Regions from separate parts of the Homo sapiens genome. Here region 2 is linked to region 1. Evidence: read pairs that join two places in POLR2A ChIA-PET (ENCODE). Cell type or tissue: MCF 10A. All regions are shown on one strand. Links, peaks and the distances in the headings refer to the core of each region. The heading gives the core; the rest is flanking DNA.

Evidence for each region. ChIA-PET counts read pairs that join two places held together with the same protein. Peaks named below come from ENCODE experiments on the same cell type or tissue, not always from the same donor. Only the 100,000 strongest peaks of a DNase experiment are listed, where the experiment ranks them.
Region 2: POLR2A ChIA-PET joins it to region 1 with 10 read pairs; 1 of 35 experiments calls an interaction of 5 or more read pairs at or near these places.

Annotation. Positions count from the first base shown.
Region 1 is chr18:30,763,886-30,768,419 of GRCh38, forward strand. No RefSeq gene overlaps it. Among named protein-coding and RNA genes, the nearest start is that of DSC3, 280 kb to the right of the region's middle. RefSeq lists an enhancer at 1-709. In MCF 10A, for the core only: no CTCF peak of the experiment used is centred there; a DNase peak (open chromatin) is centred at 2,346.
Region 2 is chr18:30,358,040-30,362,573 of GRCh38, forward strand. The region is part of intron 1 of LOC105372047 (a long non-coding RNA gene); the gene reads right to left. Among named protein-coding and RNA genes, the nearest start is that of MIR302F, 61 kb to the left of the region's middle. In MCF 10A, for the core only: no CTCF peak of the experiment used is centred there; DNase peaks (open chromatin) are centred at 742 and 1,722.

The DNA.
Region 1 (4,534 bases), core at 324-4,323:
CAGCTGACACAATACTGGGGGATCACCAAAATGCTATAGACACTGCTGAGAAGTATTTACTTACAACCAGAAACATCAGGGTAATGATGACCAACACAGCCTTAAGGATCCCCTCAGCTTGATGACACATTAAATAGGTTTCTTCCTGATTGTAAGTCCGTGACCTTCCTTTTCTTAGAGCATTTACCATTTACTTTAGAAAACTTGTAGTTGTAAATTCTTTCTGCCGCTTTGAAAGGAATGTAAATCTCCCAGCCTACCAGTTTTACAGCCCAGGAAATGTCTTTCTCAAGGACTTGGAAACAATCTCTTTGAAATGTAAATACTGAAGGGGACTGTGGGAGGGTAGGAGACTAACTTGAATGGGCACCAATTAGCAAACACAGAGGACCTAATCACAGAGAAACACAGTCTCACACTCAGGAATAACATAGTGTGCTCCACAACTCCCATTCGTCAATAACCCACTAAATGTCCCCTAGTGCTTGTCCACCACAGCACTTAAAAACCCTTCACCTTTTGTGTCCATGGAGTTAAGTATCCAGACTGGGTCTTTGTTCCTTCTCTAGTTGCTGGTAGTAATATCAAAATGAAATAATTCTGTTTACTCATCTCTGGAACTTTTTTTTTTAACAATGTTTAATTAGTTCTACAAGGATAAAAGAAGCATATTTAAGTGTGCCTTCAAAAAAAATAATAAAATAAATAAGAAAAAAACGAATTTAGAAAATAACCAACTATGAGCAGCCAAGCTTTATTGTTTTTAAATATTTATTATAATGTAATCTATAGTTTATACCTTTCCTATAAGTTATTATTTAAGAATTGTTCAGTTATTTTAAGAGCTCTAATTTTGCAGAAAGAAGGTGGATTCATTTTGGACTAACAAACTTCAGAAAGTTTAGTTATTATCTTAATGTACACCACTTAGCAACACATCTGAATTGTAAATCTGTGCTTAAAAAATAATATTTAAGAAAATATGTCCAGGTACATTTGCATAGCTGAAGTCTCAGAATTCATTATTTTCAATAGCAGCTCTAAAGATTAAATTTAATAATGCAGGTAAAGTGTTTAGCACAATCCTTGGTACCTAAAACATGCTGAAATCTTAGGCAAGTCTTTGGTCTCCTATGAGCCTCAGTTGTTCAACTATCTAAAGGAGATAGTAACAATACCTATTTTATAAGATAATTGTAAGGAATAAAGTAGATGATCTGTTTAAAGTACTTAGCAGATTACTAGGCACATACTAAAGTTTAGTGTGTACTTTCCTTAGGATTTTTATTAATGTGAATTTAGGATTAATATGAATTTAGAACCAAGTTCATCACATCCACTTAGAGATTGCTTCTCCAATCATCCCTCAGGTAAGAAGTAATCAGTTGCTGAATTTGCTCTCCTAACCCTATATGTCGGTGCCATCAATACTTTCAGAAATCCAAAGAGTGAGACTCATTGTGATGAGCAATGAGCATTTCAACGGGTGTTGGAAACTCCATATTGTGCGATATGTTTTATGTGATTGCTCAAGAGCTTTCAGGAATCTAATCAGCTTTCAGAAGCCTAAATTCCATATTGTGCAATATGTGTTATGTGTTAGCTTAAGAGTTTTTAGGAGCCTAGACCTAGGTCAATCCACCCAACTACTTTCTTCGAGACCCTTCCAACATCAGCCTTCCTCCAGTGCCCAGGCTCTTAGATATTCATGCAAATGGCCAAACACAAATCATTAGAATTTCTTCAGACAATTTCCTCTTAAAAGACAGGGATATTCAGTCATTTATTAGAGAGTTTTCCAGTTTCCTGAGGCCTCTGCCTCATATTAAGAGGAATAACTTCACTTTTCTCAATCATTGGCTTAATATCTTTGACAAAAGATCACCAGCTCCATGGAAATTTTTCTCTCAGTATTTCTGTGATACTCTGATTCTTCACATATGCTTAGCAATGCATCTGTTTGATCCAGCACCATGTTTTTCAGGCAGGGGTGGCACTACAGGGTCTACCAGTGTGCCATCAAATACTTCTGTGGTCCCTACAACTTACGGTTTTCTGAGAGCAGCATGTGATAAAGTGGGAGAATGAGTTATAGATTTGTTTTCAGCTTTATTAATGGAGACTCATGGTAGTGTTGACTCTGCCCCCATAATAATGGTCTTGGGCCAAACAATTCAATATCAAAAATGATGTACTTGTAAAGTGTAGTCTTCTCATTAAATTATATGCAATGATGATGGCTACTTCTTTCTTCCAATTGAATAAATTTCCCTTAGAGATAACTCATTCCTGACGTAGCTGGAACACTGGCAACAAACCAAGTGTTAAAAGAAAACTTCAGCCAAAATAAATTTAAAGGAGTTTAATTGAGCAATGAATGATTCATGAACTGGGCAGCCCCCAGAATCACAGCAGATTCAGAGAGACTCCAGTGATGCCTCCTGGTCAGAACAAATTTATGGACACAAAAAAGGAAGTGACATACAGAAATTGGAGGTAAGGTACAGAAACAGATGAATTGATTACAGGTTGGCATTTACCTCATTTCAACTCAGTTTGAACACTCAGCAGTGTATGAGTGGTTGAAGTATGGCTGCTGGAATTGGCCAAGACTCAGCCACTGTTACAGGTGCATACTCCTAAGTTAGGGTTGTCTACCCACTAAGTTAGGTTGCAGGTCATCTACAAGGACTCAAATATAGAAGTATGGAGTCCTTCTCAGGACATGTTTAGTTTGCTTTAACGCAAGCTTTTATTCTTTATTTTACTAGACATGCCCAGGCTCATCTGATTCTTACTTGGTCTCAAGATGGAACCCCTGATATTAAAATCACAGTTATGGAATTTTTACTAGCTACATTTAAATGTAAAACATTGGTAACTTTGTTTTCGAACTTTCATTACATTTCTTTATGTTTTATTTTACATTATGCTAACATAATTGATTTAACTATTTTACCCCTGATTCTTCCCTTGGGGTAAGCTGTGTGCATGTGTAGTGGCCTACCAGCACTTGGGAGGTGAGTATGCATGTTGTGTTTATTGGAGTTCTATGCAGGCTCACTTGAGGCGTTCTTCCCTTACCAGTCAAATATCCATAGACGTTCATATAGAAGGTCATATACCAGTTAAACTCCACCATTTTGCCTCTTAATGAGTATGCTTGAGGACACTTGCCCAACTCCTGAGATCTTAGGAGGCTGCTGATTGCCAGTTTTAGGTGTTTTTATCAATTGGGAGACTGCTTTTCCCTGGCACTGGCTGTGACCAATTATAATTTTAGAGAGGCAGTTTAATAACCACCTGACCATCACCTGATGGTTGCCTGACATTCCTAGTGGTGGGGGGGACTCTCCCACCCTGCTCATGTCTGACTAGCTACCTACTGTAACACACCTGGCATCTCCAGGGCAAGTGTTCTAATTTATTTGGTATATCTAAGCATGTGGCATAATTGTCAAGAGGATACATTCTGTAGAAAGTGGAAAGCCTGCCTTTTCCCTATCAGAAAAGTAATGTTAGCATCCTCCAATATGTTTTTAGAAAAGAAATTGATGCTATACACAATGTTTTCCATTTTCACAGAGAAAAAGTGTTTTAAGAAATAATATTTCATCCTAAATAGAATCTATCACTTTGTTTCTCAGCCAGGCAAAATCAAATTTCTATACTATTGTTCCAACTTTTAAAGAAACTCTAAAAAATGATATCTTTTAGCAATTCTAAATCAAATACATTTTACCGTCAAAGAGCTATCATGCTTTCAACTTATTTTTCATGCCAGATGTCTTTATAGGCCCATTTCCAATTTTAACTAAATCTCAGACACATCAATGGATATCAATTAATCTGGTTCCACTCACAAAGGTTAGTATCCATGCAGTATAAAATTTAAAAATTCAACAAATGAAACTGAAGTATAAATACTTAGAATGAATAAAAAAGACTATGGAAATTAAAGAAAGTAATCCTGCAATATTACCTTAAATCCTAAATCAGCAAAGCATGAAATGTTAAGTCCTGGAAAGGCTTTGAAAATGTACTTACCCCAACAACAGTTCTTGAGCTCCATTCAGATCTACTTTTACTTTATAGTTTATACCGTGCTCATCACACAATTTCATTTAACCTTCACAGTAACCCATGGAGGTAGATACTATAATTATGCAGCAAGTTGGTGCATGGCAAAGCTGGTATATAAATACAACCTCCAGTTTCATAGTCCGAATACCTTCCATTGTGTGATATAGTTTTGGAATTTATCCTGACTTAATTTTGTTCTAATGACCAAATTTCAACTGTCAGAAATTATTATGTGGTTATACACCATCTGTTATAATAAATATGCACAAATTTAGGCACAGAGAAAAGGTTAACTCAGCCTGGGAAACACTTGCCAGAGCTTGACTGCTGAAATTGAAACCGTCCCCTAGAAAAGTATAAAATTGATTAAGGGGAGAAAAAAATCTACCTAGGCTTACAGCACAATGTAAACCAAAATAAAATTGTAAGCCCGCTAACTGACTGATAGACC
Region 2 (4,534 bases), core at 138-4,137, 410 kb before region 1:
CCAATTCTTTAGTTTTTTACTTCAATCCTCTTAAATGAAAGCATCACTAATAAAGGAGTAATCTGAAAAAGCCAACAACGGGAACAAAAGGTACTAGGTATAAATTCTAATTATATATCCAACATTATTTCCATTACACAGTAACATAGTTCTACCATGAGCTTAGATTTTCTCAACATAAAACTACTATAGCATCAACTATTTTGCTGTGAGAATAAAGTGTCTATGTTTGTATATATTATATACTTTTAACATATAGAGCATTATATAAAGCATATACTTGTAAACGTGTTTTTAAATGTAAAATGCTATTTAAATACATTAAAATTATTATTATATAGCATTATCCTCAATATCCATGAAAGTTTTAAGAACATCTTTCGGACTCAATAACCAAGAATGATGCCAAAAATTGACCTTCTTTAAAGCAAATTTTACTCTGTAGTAAAATGTGTTTTAGTGATTTTCTGATATGTTTGATATAAAATAGAAACTGATATGGCACCAGGCTGAACACTAGACACTAGAGATTTTTAAACCCCATTAGATTGCAATGTCATTGACAGCAGAGAGCAAGTATTTTATTCTCTTGTAATCCTCTACTGTTCATTGTATAGGACATGGTTTTGCATAGAGTGAATGTTCAATAACTCTTATTGTTGTGGTGACTGCTAGATAATGAGTCATGAAGAACAGCAAAATTAGAGTCAGAAAAAAACCCAGAGAGCTGTGGCAATCATGTGTGTTGCAATGAACATCAAGAGTCTAGCCAAAGAATAACAATGAGAGAATAAGGTTTGTGTACCTAGTAAAATGTTGCCATGTGGCTATTCAGGAAGACACAAACTGACCTAATCTGATGTAAATGTGAATTCAGGAATATAAAGTGGGAAATTCATGATCTGTTATTTTAAATTTCAAAGCAATAATCACAGCTAGAAGAAATAAAATTTCACTGGGTACCTTTGAAATTATACCTTCAAAAGACGTTGCTATCTTCTCCTTTGTGTTCACATGTTTCAAATAATATTTTTAGTGAGTTAAACAGAAATGCTTCTTGTAGGGAGGCTGATGCAGAAAGTATTTATACAGCCAAGTGAAAGCAGAATCCAGATGTATTAGGCTGGTGCAAACGTTAACTGCACCATGGCAAAAACCATTACATTTGCATCAACCAAATATTTTCCTTCAAGATCAAGCACAGCACTAGAGGTTTTGTATCTTCCAAATGCAAACAGTATTATTCATTTTAGTCTCATAGGCACTTCATGTTTATGCTTAATAGTAATGTCAACACTACTTGTGAAATGGGGTGATATATTGGAAAATATTAACGTGTTCTGAATAACACATCAATGAAGATGATCTTTAAAAACATTCATATATGTTTAAGCATTCCAGGGGCAGACAGCACTAAAGGAAGATCTAATTTTAAGCCATCCTTCCATCAGCCGAGGATTCAAGCAAGCAGCCATTTCCCACACAACCTGGTGGAGCAGCATGGTTGCAAAAAAGGAAGCCGTACACTTGAGATTCTCCCACTAGCCGGTCAGAGGAAACAAGATTAGATCTTAAATTCTACCATGAGGTAACTTGGACATAAAGGCCAAAGAGGAAAGCAGTGACCAAAGAACAGATATATGGGTGAAAAGGGTAGAAGAGACCAAGGAGCCACATGATCTCATAGCCCCACCTCAACCTGGTTCAGCAGAATGACATGTGGGGAGTGGATGTGAAAGAGCCCGGGGGGTGGGGAGTTACCAATTCTCTTATCTGACTCACCCTGGAAAAAACAGAGTAACTTAAAGAGAACATAATGATTGAAGCATTTTAAAGTGAACAGAAGAGAATAAAGTTATATTTTCCCACTACACAAAAGGTAGGGGCTCACAAGCATGACCCGAAAATTATGCCACAGCTTAAAGCTATTATAGTACTATTCACATCTGAATATCAGTTGCATTTGAATTCTTACTCTCGCTTTAAGCCTAAAATTAAATTGTTCCCCACAAAATAGAAAACACATCACTGTTCTGCACAAAGTAGAGAACGATTACTATACATGTGTTTCCTAGTTGACTGGCCTATGAAATAATAAAAAAGTTACCAGAAATATCTACATATTGTCTTGACATTTCAGAAAAAGGAAACAAAAGCAGAATAAGCAAAGCCAGAAAATTTCCACAACATTGATGACTGAATCACTTTTACAGATTCCTCTTACATATTGTTCGCTTTCTTCATATTGTAAAAGGGATGCATAATTATTATTTAAAAATTTGAAAAATAAAGAAAGCAGTACAAGTGAAATAAAAATTTCCAATTGCCACCTTAAATATATTTGTGTATTACTTTATAGTATTTATAATAAATATTTAGGATCTTATTGAATATGTAGTGTTATTAATTTTATGAACACATTTTATTTTAATTTTATTATTTTTATTATCTAAAATAATTGTAATTATTAAAAAGATCAATTAATATTTTAATCCTGTCTTTTTGTGCAGCAGAACTTATCTACTTTCATAATTTCAGCAGAATACATCTACTATTATATTCAGTGAGGACATTAGCTCCCAATAAAATAATTGCCCTAATTTAAATACTTTATTTTCATCCATACTTTCCTAAACAAGAAAATTGAGAAAGCATTAAGGTGCAAAATTCTGTGTGGTTCAACATTTTCATTTTGTTTTTCATCTTGTTTACCACCTATCCTACTCCTTCAATCCATTAACCACATCCTATTCAATTCTACACTTGACCACTTATTTTTGAATTAGAGGGTTAGTCAGCAGTATTCTCTATGTCATCACCTTTGACTCAAAATGTTTTTTTCCCTAAAATAGCAGTAAAATATTCTCTGTCCTACTGCTCAACCTAATGAAATAGACAAAACTGGACTCCTCAGTTTCCCAAGACTTATAAAAATATAAGGAGTCAGTTGAATCAGCGGTATTTTAGCATGGAAAGAGTTATCGATAATTATGACATTTGTTTAGGTATTCAGAGTCCCTTCTCATGCTTGTTAATGCTTCATTATATGTTCACTCATAATCTACCTTTGCATCAATTAATAATGTGTATCCTTTTCTACTTAATCATATTTCACACATTATACTGCATTAGAATCACATAACTTTGGAGCATTGCTTTTCATTTTTAATTAACTTAATCACTTATAATATCAAAATTCCCCACTGTTAAACTGAAAACTTTCCTGTAGTCCTTTCTCACATCATGACTGGTAATGTAACTAAGTGAGGGCATTTGAGCGTATTTGACAGGGAGAGATTTCTAGTTTACCATTATTTCTGATCCAGGATACCAAAAATATAACTGCTCTGTTTTAGCAGGCCTTAATATTTCTGTGTGAGGATTGTAAGACAGAACAAGCAGCTAATCTTGATAGTGGCAGAAGGCAGGCAGATCCTAGGCAGACAGGGGCCGGGTCCCCAGTGAAACCCTACCTTGAAGCCAAAGACAGTTGAAAGCCTGAAAGCCAACTGCAAGTCAAATCCACAGAGCAGACTGAGAACCTGTCTTCCCGTTTGGCACACTTTCCTCTGATTAATCCCCACCCTTCACCTATTTTACATATAGCCTATTCTTCCCTAGTTGGTTTTTCACACTGTTGTGCCCACCTTTGAGAGGTGCCTTTGTTCTAGTCTTTTCCCTATACTCACAAACCAATCAGCAAGCACTCCCCCATTCTGAGCCCTTACAATCCCTGGACCCAGCCACACTGGGAGAGAATCCACCCTGCGAGACCACCTTCACGTCTCCTCTCTGCTGAGAGCTGTTTTGTTGCCCAATAAAATTATTCTCCACCCTCCTCACTCTTCAATTGTCAGTGCGATCTCATTCTTCTTGGATGTGGAATGAGAACTTGGGACCAACTGAATGTGGGTACACCAAAAGCTGTAACAACTGTGGCCCTCTGCCTGCCACCAGTGGAGGGCAGCCACCCCATGCAATGAGAAGCAGCGGTGGGGTCCAGCCAGCCCTGGAGCCATGGGCCAGAATGAGGCAGAGGCTGGCAGAGCTGTTAACTTGTCACCGAAGGCAGGACTAAAAGAGCTAATTAGCACACTGTAATATCCCCTCTGGGGCTTCGGGATCATGGGGACCCCTGTCTGGGTGCCACCATGTTGCCTTGTCTAGAGGCTGGAGTCCACCACGGGAGTGGCTTGTGATATGCCTTGTCCAGCTGCAAGCCCCGTATAGAGCCTGATTCTGTGCCAATGCCTGAATGGCTGGCTGGACCCTGCACCTGCTCACTCACACACCCCCATCCACCAGGGGCTGAGTGCACAGTTGCTGCGGCCACAGCATCTGGGCCAGTGTGAAAGCCAGATATGGCTTAGTGAGCTGAGTGGACGGGACGCCTCCTGCAGCAGGCCCAGGACCAAGCAAGGGTCTAGGCAGGAACGTCACCAGCCGCAGAGGTCCTCAGGTGGCAAAGTGACTGAGAAAAATCCTGTGTCAATCTCTTGGCATTAAAATGAATTGTTGAGAGCTAATTCTGTGT